Linked DNA regions of Homo sapiens: regions 1, 2, 3 and 4 are each linked to region 5. The links are chromatin contacts, found by Hi-C or POLR2A ChIA-PET in ENCODE. All regions are on one chromosome and are shown on one strand. The core of a region is the stretch at or near the end of the contact, and the rest is flanking DNA. Distances in the headings are between cores, read along the strand shown. Region 1 has its middle 260 kb from the start of LINC02290. Region 2 holds the start of ACTN1-DT (ACTN1 divergent transcript). Region 3 has its middle 35 kb from the start of ZFP36L1. Region 4 holds the start of ZFP36L1 (ZFP36 ring finger protein like 1). Region 5 holds the start of PALS1 (protein associated with LIN7 1, MAGUK p55 family member).

The links. Hi-C counts contacts between places; a loop is a spot of excess contacts on that map. ChIA-PET counts read pairs that join two places held with the same protein, here RNA polymerase II (POLR2A). Pooled maps may share reads with other maps.
Region 1: a loop to region 5 is called in a map of CD8-positive, alpha-beta T cell, with 8 times the contacts of the local background. The contact joins the enhancer-like site here to the promoter of PALS1 in region 5. A Hi-C loop is called at or near these places in 2 of 168 maps with a recorded cell type or tissue (CD8-positive, alpha-beta T cell and naive thymus-derived CD4-positive, alpha-beta T cell) and 5 of 50 pooled maps.
Region 2: a pooled map shows a loop between it and region 5 (9-fold over the local background). The contact joins the promoter of ACTN1-DT here to the promoter of PALS1 in region 5. A Hi-C loop is called at or near these places in 6 of 50 pooled maps. POLR2A ChIA-PET finds 5 or more read pairs at or near these places in 2 of 52 experiments (PC-9 and Panc1).
Region 3: POLR2A ChIA-PET joins it to region 5 with 17 read pairs in PC-9. The contact joins the enhancer-like site here to the promoter of PALS1 in region 5. POLR2A ChIA-PET finds 5 or more read pairs at or near these places in 3 of 52 experiments (HEK293T, PC-9 and activated naive CD4-positive, alpha-beta T cell).
Region 4: a pooled map shows a loop between it and region 5 (14-fold over the local background). The contact joins the promoter of ZFP36L1 here to the promoter of PALS1 in region 5. A Hi-C loop is called at or near these places in 7 of 50 pooled maps. POLR2A ChIA-PET finds 5 or more read pairs at or near these places in 2 of 52 experiments (Caco-2 and MCF 10A).

The regions. Positions count from the first base shown.
Region 1 is chr14:65,846,384-65,849,083 of GRCh38, forward strand. No RefSeq gene overlaps it. Among named protein-coding and RNA genes, the nearest start is that of LINC02290, 260 kb to the right of the region's middle. Within about 2 kb of position 1,293, at least 5 of the 41 ENCODE cell types and tissues checked have a DNase peak (open chromatin) inside an H3K27ac peak, as active enhancers do; they include CD8-positive, alpha-beta T cell, where a contact is called at or near this core.
Region 2 is chr14:68,978,303-68,981,002 of GRCh38, forward strand. It overlaps ACTN1-DT (ACTN1 divergent transcript), which reads left to right and starts at 1,380. Exons shown (of 4, transcript NR_073422.1): 1 at 1,380-1,482; 2 at 1,626-1,885. It overlaps ACTN1 (actinin alpha 1), which reads right to left and starts at 1,000. Exons shown (of 22, transcript NM_001130004.2): 1 at 650-1,000. The coding sequence starts at 754. RefSeq lists enhancers at 1-867, 868-1,866 and a silencer at 1,008-1,057.
Region 3 is chr14:68,756,632-68,759,331 of GRCh38, forward strand. No RefSeq gene overlaps it. Among named protein-coding and RNA genes, the nearest start is that of ZFP36L1, 35 kb to the right of the region's middle. Within about 2 kb of position 1,265, at least 6 of the 41 ENCODE cell types and tissues checked have a DNase peak (open chromatin) inside an H3K27ac peak, as active enhancers do.
Region 4 is chr14:68,791,636-68,794,335 of GRCh38, forward strand. ZFP36L1 (ZFP36 ring finger protein like 1) reads right to left here and starts at 1,432. Exons shown (of 2, transcript NM_004926.4): 1 at 1,247-1,432. The coding sequence starts at 1,303. RefSeq lists silencers at 1,590-1,659, 1,680-1,879.
Region 5 is chr14:67,240,183-67,242,882 of GRCh38, forward strand. It overlaps PALS1 (protein associated with LIN7 1, MAGUK p55 family member), which reads left to right and starts at 1,253. Exons shown (of 15, transcript NM_022474.4): 1 at 1,253-1,351. It overlaps LOC124903330 (a long non-coding RNA gene), which reads right to left and starts at 1,227. Exons shown (of 2, transcript XR_007064217.1): 1 at 1-1,227. It also overlaps a transcript of GPHN not described here. RefSeq lists an enhancer at 605-884 and a silencer at 865-1,834.

The DNA.
Region 1 (2,700 bases), core at 43-2,542, 1.4 Mb before region 5:
AATCAGTGCATATTGGTTAAGCCCTGCCAACTAGGCATTTGCAAGTGGAGGTCTCAAAATACACAGGCTAAAAGACTCATCCTCTGAAGTTTAAAAACTAACTGGAAAGCTAAGACATAAACTATAGATAAAAGTTAATTATTAAATAACAATTTAACAGTAAGAGAGAAGAGATATCCTTGGGCAGTACTGATTCATCACTGAATGAGTAGAGCCTGCATTAATTCTATAGGAGTTCACAAGATGGGGAAGTCAGAGCTTATGTGATTCTGATTTGCCACAGAATGGTTTCCTAGCAACCATTACTAGCTGAGAATCAGCTCACTCTGCTGTTTTGAACCAGACCTTGCTCTGTTAGAAAAATGAGTCAAATAAATGCCAGCTTAAGGTAGAATTTCACCACGTAAAACTATATTTGAAATATATGACTTTTGAACAAAGATCTAAAGTAATTTCCTTCGCCAGAACTTAACAAAGGTGGATGTGTGGAAATGGAAGTGGCACCAGATTTAGGGACTTGGACACCTAATTTTTCTCAGGAATGGGGGTGGACAGTGGTGAGTGAAGAGGCAAAAGACAGACTCAAGGAAAGTGTGGGCGGGGAGACAACAGAACCCACATGGGAATTATGGAATTGAATAATTCCCTAGCCACACCTGGCCCAGGAAATTTTGAAGTTCTTACAGGTACAGGGTTGGGAAATTCATCATTTGCACATAATTCCTGGAGACTTGCTTCATATCACCAGCTTCTACTTTGTCCCCAGAGACATTTCTACTTCTACTTTGTCTCCAAGAGACTGTGCATCACGTGTTTCCTGACATAGAAAACACGGCCTTCACCTGATGGTTTCTTTCTAGATCTCTCACCAAGTCTTACCACCTCTGAGGATGACTGAGCGGAAGAGGAAAGACCTTGAGGCTATTGTGGGAAGCAGGCCCAGGGCAGTGCTTGTTTTGAGCTTATCAGTACCTTACCATGCATTTGTTTTCGTTTTTTAACTATTATGAACACTGCTGAAATGAACTCTTTGGGTGAATTTCTCCTGGTGTATGAGAATTTTGTAGACCTTGCCATGGACTTGTGTATGTGCATCTCCAGCACCCAGTAGAACCACACAGAGGAGGCACAATTCATCACTGATGGAAAGAGTTTCCAAAGCAAACTCTTCCAGCTCACACATGACAGAAAGGCATTTCTTGGCCCTTCCGATAGAAATGTAGATTCCCAGAGTTCAGAGTTGAAAGACACTTTACAGTTCAAATACGTAGAATCTAAAGCAACAGACAATTCTGCCTTGTGGTTTAGTTATTACATATCTGTGCCCAACATCTCCTGGAGAGGAAACTGCCTCCTACCTTTCCCCTTTGTACAAAAACAACAATCAGATACTCTCAGAGACATCGAAAAGGCATAGTTTAAAAAAAAAAACCTAGTCAATAATATTGAGAATGAGATGTAAGTTAAGAGATCCTAAAAAAATTTTTTATTATTCTTAAAATCTCGTAAGGTTTTAAGTTTAGTTGAATTAAGATTAATTAGAGTTCTATTAATAATTGGTCACTTGAGCACAATTTTCCAGTACTGTAATTTCTATTACATATTGAATTTCATGGAAAGCCTTTAGATATCAATGTTGTGCCAATACGAGAAATTTACTGATAATTTTTTTTTTTCTTTTTTTTGAGATGGAGTCTCACTGTGTCACCCAGGTGCAATGGCACGGTCTCAGCTCACTGCAACCTCTGCCTCCTGGGTACAAGTGATTCTCCAGGCTCAGCCTCCCGAGTAGGTGGGGCTATAGGTGCATACCACCATGCCTGGCTAATTTTTGTGTTTTTAGTAGAGACAGGGTTTCACTATGTTGGCCAGGCTGGTCTTGAATTCCTGACCTTGTGATCCACCCACTTTGGCCTCCCAAAGTGCTGGGATTACAGGCTTGACAAATGTTTTGTTTCAAATGGTAGACTAAGCCATCCAAGTGCATTTTAGGTGTTCCTTGACATTTTTTTTTTTTTTTGATATATCAATTTTTATGAAAAGTGATTAATTTATTTGAATGTAGTCGTAAGAGTCCAGGTCCCACCAAAGTTGGTGGGTCTCCTGGTTTCTGTCACCTGAATTCAGCCTCTGTTCTGGTGGATACAGTGGTATGTGGGGTCTGGCTCATACAAGCCTGCAAAGGTTTGTTCAATATTCAGGCATTTTGTGAACCAGAATCAGTATTCAAAATTAAATGATATAAACTCACACTTCGGCCGGGCGCGGTGGCTCACGCCTGTAATCCCAGCACTTTGGGAGGCCGAGGCGGGTGGATCATGAGGTCAGGAGATCGAGACCATCCTGGCTAACAAGGTGAAACCCCGTCTCTACTAAAAATACAAAAAATTAGCCGGGCGTGGTGGCGGGTGCCTGTAGTCCCAGCTACTCGGGAGGCTGAGGCAGGAGAATGGCGTGAACCCGGGAAGCGGAGCTTGCAGTGAGCCGAGATTGCGCCACTGCAGTCCGCAGTCCGGCCTGGGCGACAGAGCGAGACTCCGTCTCAAAAACAAACAAACAAACAAAAAAAACCTCACACTTCAATAAATTACATTTAAAACAAGGCTAATAGGTACTCAAAACTCATGACTTCCTAATGATTTGGCTGTATTTTACTATTGTCTATGCTCTTGGGTTTTCTTTGTTATGCCTGGTGAATCT
Region 2 (2,700 bases), core at 130-2,629, 1.7 Mb after region 5:
GTCTGCTGTCCTGACCCCGCCCCCACAGGGCCCGCGGGGGAGCCCGCGTACGCCCCCCAGTTTTCTCGTCCCCAGCCGCACTCCAGCTGGTCCTTCTCCAGGCAGATCCGGAGGCGGCCGCCGATCTCTCCGGCGCTCTCCCCTCCGCCTAAGGGGCAGCAGGGTCCCGGGAGGCCCGCCGCTCAGGTTGAACCCAGGGCGGCCCAGGAAGCGGCGCTGCCACCGCACGCCATATGGAGAGGTGGCCAGGGGCGGAAGAAAAGGGAAAATCGATCCGGAGCAAGCAGCCCCGAGCCGGGGTCTCAGCCCCAGCCTGAAGACCACCGCCCCCGAGCACAGCCCACGCGGGGATGGTTGCAACAGCCGCAGGGTGGCCTGGACCACGGACCCCCAAGGAGACCTGCCCGCCAGCGGCGCCACCTCCCCGCGCTCCGGCCCGGCGTTCCCGGGCTCCGGGGCAGGGGCGCTCCCGCTTCCGCCAGGCGCCTGTAACCCAACACCCCACCTCGCAACGGCCGCACCGCCCCCGCCCCCTCCCGTGCGCGCCCGGAACCGGTTCAGAGCCCGGAGCCGAGAGCCCGGCAGGCAGAGCGGGTCGGGGCTGGGGGCTGGGGGCTGGGGGCTGCAGCGGGCGGGGGCGGCTGCTAACCTTTCTCTGCTGCTTCTCCCAGGCCGGGTCCAGGAGCAGGTCCCGGTCCCAGTCCTCTTCTGGCTGCATGTAATCGTTGGTTTGCTGAGAATCATAATGGTCCATGATGGTGCGCGCGTGCTAGGGTCTGGATTTCTTCCTCCACCTTCTCTCTGAGCAACGGCTGCTGCCCTGGCGTGGGGAGGGAGTAGGGCTGGGCTGGGCTGGGCTGGCGGGGCCGGGCTCGCTCCCCTGCGCCCGGTTCCGCCGCGGCGCTGCTGGCGAAGGCTGCTACTGGCGGCGACAGCGGCGGCTGGGCTCGCGGACTGCCTGCCTCTGGGCGGGCGCTTGGACCTAATCTCCACGCACACTGAACTAGGCGGACACACTAGCGCTGCGGGAGCCGAGGCGGGCGGGGGCGGGGGGAAGGGGCAGAGCCCTCCCGAGGCTCTCCATTGGCCAGGCCGAGTTGCCCAAACTTCCCCCCATCGCCTCTCATTGGGAATTCCTGGCATCCGTCAGCCGGGCTGCGGCGCATATAGGTGGACTGGGCGGCCCCCTCCCGGCGCGCACACCCCCGCCCACTCCCGCGGTGCCCGTTCCCCCGCGGCTCATGTGACGCCAGCTTAAGCTGAACGGGACCGAAGCCGGGAGACGCCTCCCCGAGCTCGGGGACTGAGTGGCAGCGCGCTTGGGAACCCCAGGAGCCGCCGGGATTGGACCCGTTCCCCGCCACCGTTATTGCGCTCCCACGCGCGCTCCAAACCCCGGGGTGGGAGGGGGCTGGAGAAAGGACGCGAGGAAACCCGAAGAACATTCATTTTCTCTTTCCCAGGGAACCTGGGTCTGGGCAGGTCGGCACCCTAGGAAAGGGGGCGGAGTGGGGCAATGGAAAGGAATTTCTTGGGAATTTCACGACTCCACCGCCGCCCCCCCCGGCCCCGCCCCACCCCACCCCACCCTACAAGGCGCGACCCGGCTGATCCCTGCCCTGCAGGAACCCGGTTTCTCGCCAGCGAACTGCTCTCAGAGGCTACCGAGCGTTCCCGCCTCGCCGCAGGAACTCTTCTAGCTCGCCCTCGGGCTCTGGGGACCGCTCCACAGCGGGGCCTCCCGGAATTCCCTGCCGGTCTCCGCGGGCACACTTGGCTGGCTGCTGCGACCAAAACTACCTTCGCGTGGCAGGGTCCTCCCTCCTCCTCACAGACACCCCGACATCACCCTCAAAACTGGAAGGGACAACCCCGAGTGATCTAGGTAAATCTACTCCGTACCCCCCTCCCACATACACACGCCTGACAGATGGGGAAACTGAGGCTCAAAGAGCCGAGCGCGGAAAGAGCTTCTGGACTTCACAGGCCAATCCGGTAACCTTATGCCTGACAAACAAAACCTTATTGTCATTGGAGGAGGATGGAGGGCGGGAGTGACTAAATAGCTCTAACTTCTGCTTGCCACCTGCCAGGACTCCTTTCCCTGGGCTTAGTAAGAGGAGAGTCTAAACGCGCTAATGCCCGGGAAGGAGCAGGCCTCGCGTTCTGGCAGGCTCCTCTATGGGATCCCGGTTCCGAAGAACAGTAGCAAATAAACCTCTCCTAGGTTATGCACTGTCTTGTGAACAACAGATGTGCCAGTCTTCCACCCCAGCACCCAGCACATAGTAGAGCTTAATTTATGGATTTGAGGCTGGCCACGGTGGCGGTGGCTCACACCTGTAATCCCAGCACTTTGAGAGGCTGAGGCGGGCAGATCGCTTGAGCCCAGGAGTTGGAGACCAGCCTGGCCAACGTGGCAAAACCCCGTCCTTACTAAAAATACAAAAATCAGCCGGGCATGGTGGTACACGCCTGTAGTCCCAGCTACTTGGGAAGCTGAGGCGGGAGACTCCCTTGAGCCTGGGAGGTCGAGGTTGCAGTGAGGTGCATTTTCACCATTGCACTCCGGCCTGGGTGACAAAACAAGACTGTCTCAAAATATATACATACATATATGCATTTGGCCCTTTATATCCACAGGCTTCAGAACCCGCAGATACCCAGGCTGACTGTGAGGGACTTGAGCATCCTCAGATT
Region 3 (2,700 bases), core at 15-2,514, 1.5 Mb after region 5:
ATTCACTTTACCTAAGCTCCCCAAGGCAGTGTTCAGGATGGAGAAGATCCTAGTGGTGACCAGTCCCTGCCCCTTGACAGAGGTGTAGATGGCTCTTCACAGCACCCCCTTTCATTCACCTGGCCATGCAGATGCACGCGGGGACCTCAGCCATCGCATCATTCCATTCTCACCACCCTCCTCCAGGAGAGTTGGTTATGATCCCCATCTCCCACAGGGGTAACCACAGCTGAGAGGTCAAATGACACATCAAGATCAGTGGGCTCAGAAGCAGAAGGCCAAAAGCCCATTGTCTGCGGCCTTCCCCTTTACCTGGGGATGACTGGTTAGGAAATTTGTCCCAGGTGACGAAACAGCCAGCTTCAGGAAAACAGAATTCTCCATGCCTAGCCTTGGGCTCTGACCACAAAACCCACTCTGGCTCCTCACACCTATCTATAAAGGCCTCTGAGCTCTGGGCCTGAAGGAGCTCACCTCACCTGCTTGTGGGCTTCGGTGGAAGGACGGTGGATCCTTCTAGGAAGCTGCTTCTACTCTGCAACTTCTATTCCCTTAATCCAAATAAGAATGCTGTTGCCCAGGCTGGACAGCCCTGGACTAATGTCATCAGCCATGCCATTGAGTCTGTGCTTGGGGGACCTGCAGCCCACGCTATTTTCAGTTCATGCATTTCAAGATTAGGACAGCTTGTTGGGATGTTCTCTGTCCACATGTCTTAAACTCACATCCTAGCTTCTCTCCCTTCTATTTCACTTACTGAGCATTTTCTACGCACCAAATGTTCTACTAGGACCATCCATTAACATTTTAGATTATGTTTTCTTCTTGTAACAACCCTACAAGGCACGTATTATTCTTTTACAGTGCTGGTTTTACAGATGGGGAAACAAAGGCATAGAGAGCTTTCATTCCTCCTAAGGATTACGTGGCTGGCATGCAGCAGAAGTGCAATCCGCCTTCAGACTCTGAGTTTAAGGCTCTAGTCTCCAGCTGATAGGAGGCACCTTTCCTAAGCTCTGTAGCTCTTACCCTCCCACTGCAGAGGGTGCTGAACTCTTGGGGCTAATGGCCCCCACAGTCACATTTTTTCAACGGGTAATGGCCTGTACAGCTGGTGACAGCATGCGTCATTTCCCAAGAATACTCAGGGGCCTAGATGCAGAAACTGACACCCCCACCTCTACCCTGGCTACTGGGCAAGGGGCATCAGCTGACTCTGAGGGCTCAGAGCACCAGGCTTCTTGAGATTGTTCTAAAAAAAGAAAAAAAAAAAAAGGAAGTTCATTTGGCTTCCTGCTCAGTCTAGGACTGGCTAACCACGTCCCGCCTGGGATCAGCATGGTGGCCAGGACTTCATGAGTAATAAATAACACCACCAGGCTCTTCTTGAACCTAGATCCCCATAACCAACAACAGCAGCTGGTGTTTTCTGAGGGCCTCCCTAAAGACCCACAGCTCTGTGATAGACAAGACCTCATGTATCCCCATATGTCCTCATGAGCCAGGGGAAGAGGGGTGGCCAAAGGGACTCTCCTCCTTATTTTAAAGATGGAGACACTGGATCACAGAGGGGAGACAGGGCTTGCCAGAAGTGAGTGGCAAGACTGAAACAGGTTGCATTATCTGCCAGGATACCACAAGACCTCTCCACCCCTCTCCCGGGTCCATGAAAGAAAGAATACATTCCTAGGTCTCCCAAAGCAGCTGGACTGGAGCTGGCTCCACAGTAATTGTTTAAAGAAAAAGCAGTGGCCCTGATGGGAAGGAGTCTGATGAACGGGGTGAACACAGTTTGGCCATTATCTGCAGGCCCGCCTCCCTGTGAGCTGCCCTGCACCAAGATAACACAGCAGGCTGCGCTGGACACAACTGGCTGCTGTGGACTCCACCTTTCCTCCATGCTGGGTTCCAAACACAAGATAGCAAAGACACTGTTTGCCTAGAGAGCCTAGTTTTAACCCCAGGCTAGCTATGGCAAGGCCCAGCTGGGGGATTTCTATCCTTCCCTGCCTCAGGTGGGGAAGGTCCACTGAGCAGAGAGCTTGCCAGGTGAGGCTGCCAGGTAAGAAGGCTCATCTCCCTGAGCAGAGGGGTGTAGCTGACTCCAGCCTCCTCAGAGGGTCTCCCCAGGCAGGACCTTGGGCTCGGGCTCTAGGAACCTCTTTGGAGATAGCCCAGATAGATGGGCAAGGTCCTGACAGGTTAGCCAGGGATCTCGATTCCCTCTTCCCTAATCCCAACTCCTAACTTCCAGTCCCTCCCCCTGACCCTTCCCCTCCACTGGCTTCTATCACCCCCAGCTCACCCACAAGGTCTCCTCGTTCAGACCCATGCAGGCCGGCCCTAGGCCTCACTTTCCAACAGTTTCTTCTAGCCCAGGCCTGGTGACTGGCTTCTGCAGAGAATGTTAGGGCTGAAAGGACCCTAAAGAGCCACCCCTCTGCATTTTACACATGAAGAAACCATGACCCAGAGAGACCGCCACAGATCCAGGGCTACCATTTGGTAATGGCAGAGACAGACTGGTTTCCAGGAATTCCGGAAATGTTTGCTCCACCAACCTGCACACAGAAAGTCAAATGAAGGTAAGTTCATCCATTTACAGATGAGCAAACTGATGCCCAGAGAGGTAAAGGGGCCTTCCCAAGGCTCACATTCACACTGTTTGTTAGTGTGATCTCTTAGATACAGACTAAATGG
Region 4 (2,700 bases), core at 182-2,681, 1.6 Mb after region 5:
GTTCATTTAAAAAGTCGTGAGGGGGGAGGGGGGCCAAAGAAAGAAATAGATCAAAGAGCGGGAGAGTCGAGAAAAGAAGGAAGAAATGTTGGGGAGCGCTGGCAGCCGGGCTGGCAAGTGGAGTTTGGGAATGTGCAGGGAGGGAAGGAAGCTGAAAAATTCAAACTTTTTAAATGCTACTCTTCAGCTCCTCGGCGTCCCTGCACCCCAACCCTGCAGCCCTGGGGCGTTGGCAGCTGCACCAACAGGAGCAGCAAGCTGGGAAAACAGAGCAACATGACCCGACGTGTTAAGAGAAGGCAAAACACTTCAGCAATTAAAAAGTAGCCCAGCAGCTTCACCCTTTCAAATTGGGAGGGGGAGGTTGGAAAGAAATTTAACAACATCCATAGACTTTTGCTATGTACATTTAAACCGCAGTCCTGGAACATTCCGAGTTTAAAACTTGCTTTTTCAACACTGGCTGACAAGCAACATGTTTTAAGGAGCCCCCCATTAAATCCTTACTCGCGGGACTCTCGAGTTCAAGCCAGCATTTTGTCGCCACCTCCCCCCCCAACCCCGCCCGCAATCGATGAGCCGCAATGCCTCGGCAACACAGGTAAGCGGGTCAACCTGAATGCCTCTTTCACCCCAAAGTTTGCTGCACGATCGGCTATCGCGGGAAGAAGCCCAACGGAGCTAGGGCGGACTCAAGCCCCACTGCAAACTTGTTCTGCAACATCTTTTTGAATCACAACTTGGCCTTTCTTCCTCGCATATCCCCAGCTCCCCCCAAAGAGTGGAGGAAAACATTGTCCCGAGACTCACTTCCCCGAGGGACCTCCCACTCCCAACCCCACGGGTGGGTAATGCCGCTGGACAGACCTAGGGCGCAGACTGGGAACCCGATCAGACCAGCAAACCTGGGATCCAGCAGCACGTTACGTAAAACAGGATCGCCCAAAACTTGTCCCAATCCCAGCCCTCCCCCCGAAGCCCCCGGGCTGCCCTGCCAGGCAAACTTCGCCCCTCAAAACCCTGGCCTCCAGATTCACATGTAATCCCCGCCAGCAACTGTTGAAACTCAAAGGGTGGGAAGGACGGGGCCAAATTCCTTCAAACTTGGGAGAAATGCCGGAGGAGAAAAGAATCATCTCGCTGCACCACTTTCCCCATTGCCTTCCAAGACCCAAACTTTTGGGGGTTCTTTCTTAAGGCAAAAGAAAAAGACTTTTTGAAAAGCAAATGCTCCGCCCCCCTTTACCTTGCATAAAACTTCGCTCAAGTCGAAGATGGTGGCAGACACGAGGGTGGTGGTCATCCTGTGCGTTCGCGCGAGCCAGGGGCGAGGATCTGGTGTGTCGCGAAGGTCCCGGTGCGGGGAAGGCGCAGCCTCTCCTGTCTGGAGTCCCACACGCCAGTTCCCGGCGCCCCTCGCCTTTCTGACTCCGGGCTGGGGCGCGCAAAGCCCAATTTATAAAGTTCAGATTTGGTGGGCCGGGGGGAGGAGGAGCTTTAAACTTATTTAAATGAGGAAGAGGAGGAAAAAGAAGTTGATTGACACTGGAGTTGAATCAGCCATGCGGTCAGGCGGGGAGGGGGGGCAGGGGGAGGAGAAGAAACTTTCAAAAGGAAGAAGGGGGAGGGGAGACGAGAAAAGAAGGCGGAAAAAAAAAACCCCACTGTGAGCCGCGCACAACTTTTTTTTTTTTTTCTTTAAGAGGAAAAGTTTCAAGTCGGCTGACTTCCCTACCCGGCGCTTCAGGCGCCCCCTCTCCGGGGCCGCGCGGGCGCAGAGCGGGAGGGGCGCGCCCCCTCCTTTGTCAGCCTCAGAGCGCGGCTGTGACGTCACTCATTCCACTCCCTCCGGGGTTCTTGTTGTCATGTTGTTGTTTTTTGTTGGGCAGGAAGGCGGGCTCGACTTTCTCTTTTTGCCAGCGGGAGCTGAAGCCCGTCCTTAGCGCCCGGGCCGCGGTTTCCATCTTGAGCTGGCGGTCTCCTTGAAACTTCCCCAAGTGTCTGCACAACTTACCTTTTCCCGACTTCTCTTCGACACTCGGCTCCCTTCGGCAAACCGGGCAGGCCGAGGACATTAGAAATTTGGGACGCACAGAATGTTCAAGCCTAGGATTTTATGTTGCTGTTTTTTTTCCAGCGGGGCGTAGGGTGGGGCGCGCTGCTGGGGGGACTAGGGAAACTTTTTCCCCAGGAGGACATGGTCTGGCGGGGGCGAGCGCGGCACAATTTAGTGCGCCGCACGCGTCGACACTCGCGCTCGCTTTGCAGCCGGCGCTCTCCGGGTGTGGGCGGGTGGGGGGCGCCGCAAAAAAAGACCACAACCCGGGACGATTGTTTGTTTTACCAGGCCTAGGCGTGCCGTTTCTTTTCACGCATCCAATCTTTAAACTTTTTAGTCAAGAAAACCCTAATCCTTCCTGAATGCCCCTTCCTCCCAGAAAAAGCCCACCGAGCAACTCACTACTTTCCACGCGCGCTCCGAATTCTGGGCGGCGCCACAACCCTCCCTCCTCCTCCATCCTCCCCACACACACCTCAAGACTCTAGAACAATGAAAAAAGGTTACTTTGGTAAGAATGAAGGTAAAGAGGTGGAGGGAGGCGGCACTTTTAACTTATTGTTGCTTCTCTCTCGCCCCCACCGGAGTGGAACATATGGCTTGTCACGCTGCGCCGTTTTGGCGGGAGGTGGAGAGGGGGA
Region 5 (2,700 bases), core at 3-2,502:
GATAACAAATCTGGGAAGGGTAGGCATCCCCAAAGATCTTCACCACCAGGAACAACGGTTTGCTTCGTTCAGGCCATCACAGTGTCCTTAGTGAGGGACACCACAACCCATAGGCTGTCCAGAGGAGCGTAATGGGGAAGAATGTGAAAGAGCTTGAAAATCAGGACCTGAGGACATTGCGAGATGGAAAAACACCGTGGGACAAAATGAGGAAAACCGAGAGAAATGGAAATGGCATATACGAAGGCTTTGAGGGAGGACTGTGCCCCTGGGGGAAACTGTGCCCCCGGGCTGGAGTCACAGGCATAGTTTGGCCTCATAGAAGGAGAGGTCGATTAACAAACCTTGCAAGTGTTCAAATGTGGAATGGGCTTGCTCGGAAGGTACTGTCAAGACAGAGACCATCCGAGGGCTTTTATTGCAAGTGTCGAGACACATTGCTGGTGTTTCTCCTTAGAACGTCCTCCAATCTGCTCTGACTTCCGCCCGCACCCGCCTGAGTCCTGCCCCATTCCAAGGGTGGCACATCCAGGTCCCGAGGGCGCCAGCCATGCCCGGAGCACGGGCTGATCTGCGTAACTCTGTCCCTTCGGGAGACTTCTGGGAAATAGTTCTAGTCCTTGCTATCCTTGCTTTCTGGTTTTCAGAAATCAGTGCAGCTGCTGGCTTTATGCAGTCTTCTGCGGGACACTGCACACATCCAGGTGTTTATGTCATTTTTTAAAAAAAACAAATGTTAGATTGGGTGACTAACTTGACAGGACATGAGGAATCTCTTCAAGAGGAATCAGATTTTCTTCAGGATACGTCATCCAGAGACAAGAGCCAAGGGATGTAGAAACCCAGGGAAGCCTCGCGTCCCCACAAAGCCCGCCGGCCAAATCCCGAAGGGGCTCTACCGGGCCAGCTAGCCCGGAGCAGTCCGCGTTTTAGACTTAGAGGCGCGCGACTGCGCGCACCCGGCTGGAGCTGCGGAGAGGACCAATGAGCGGGCGCTCTCTCCGCTCCGGCTCGGGATTGGGCAAGCCGCGCCAGCCTCTCACGGGCGGGGTGGGACTCGGATCCGCGCGCCCACTGCGCCAGAGTCCCGGGGGCGCGTGCGCGGTCTCGCGGCGGCCGCAGGGGCCGGTCTCGCGCGGTCTAGAAGTGGAGTTGCTGGCGGCTGCGGCGGTGACGGCGGCGACGGAGGAGGCAGGCGGTGGGGCGGGGGCGGGGACTAAGGATTCTGAGGTGGGGAGTCGGGAGTTTCTGGATTCTTTATCCGGAATTTCAAGGGCCGCCGGAGGGCTGTCGCTTCTGCAGTGCGTAGGAGCGGCCGGGGCGGGAGGCTCCGCGGAGCCGAGGCGTGGAGGTAAGAGGCGGATCGGCGGCGGCTGGGCTGTAGAGATCTTAATCAACAGGTCCCTGGGAGCGCGGCGGGGGAGGGGCGGGCGGCCGGGCTCCCCTTCCCCCACACGCTGCGCAAACTCCGGCCAGCGGGAGACCCCTGGCAGCCAGGCGGGCTTCCTCAGGCGCGCGAGCTGCGGCCGTGGAGGGTGTGAGCCCAACCTTTGTCCCTCGGAGCAACGCTGCCTGCGCGGTGCCCGCTCCTTCTGCTTGGCTGGGCATGCACCTTGGCGCGGGCCACAGCCAGCCGAGCCCGAGGTGCAGGGGGCGCGGCGGGGAGTCGTCTGCCCCCTGCGCCCTCTCTCCGAGGTCGCGACGCGCGGGACTCTCCCGGCCGGGTCTGGGAAATCGGCGAGGGAACGCTTTCCTTTAGAAGTCAGAATGTAGTCAGCGTTCCTCTGCCTGACTCAGCTGCTGGTATTCTGCTGCTCATTGCGTTCTTAAACACGCAAACAGTTCCTGCTTCCTTGTGACCACTTTAAAAGAAAAGCCTAGTTTTGTTCATGGTTTCTGATACTTTAAGGTTGCACGTTGAACTTTGAAGCATGTAAATTGTTATAACCTACGTTTAATGAAGTTTGCTTTAAACGATCTTTGTAGTAAATTATGTAACTTTCTAATGATCATAACTCACCTTCTGTTGATTGACATACAGTAATGTGTACGGAATGTAGGTTTCGGTCAAAAGGTTTTTCTTGGCAGTTTATGCTAAAATTAAAATCTGATGGCTAGGAAGTTTTTAGATGTAGTATGGAGTGTGTGTTTTGTCTCCATACTCGTTTAGAATAGTAAGAATTTAGATTTGGAAAGTCAGTTGAACAAAAATTTTGAAATTTTGATTTGACTGACGCAGTGAAAGGTGTTAATATTTCTGATTTTTTAAAAAAGCAATATCATGTTTTAATGATAGTTTACTAATTATGCTTTTGGATTATACCAGAAGTTAATAACCTGTTAAATTATGCAATAGGAACAAATGACGTGTTGGTTATTGGTGTCTTTGAAGTATTGGTGGTAATGAAACTTATTAAATAAGCTTCCTTGAATTAAGAACTACGATTTTTTTTTTTTACTAGATCCCTGTGGACATAGCTATTGTGGATAGGTTTTATAGGCTTTCTATTTGCGGCAGGATGAGCTATTAAATTATAATGTAAGAGATTTATAGATAAAACAGGCAAAAATAGGAAAAGCAATTCATTATTTTATCTTTAAAAATCTGGTAAATTTTACCATGTACCTGAATTAGTTTTGGCAAGACGGACTTGAACTTGACAAATTAAGGTGGATTGATTAACATTAATTTGTTTTAGA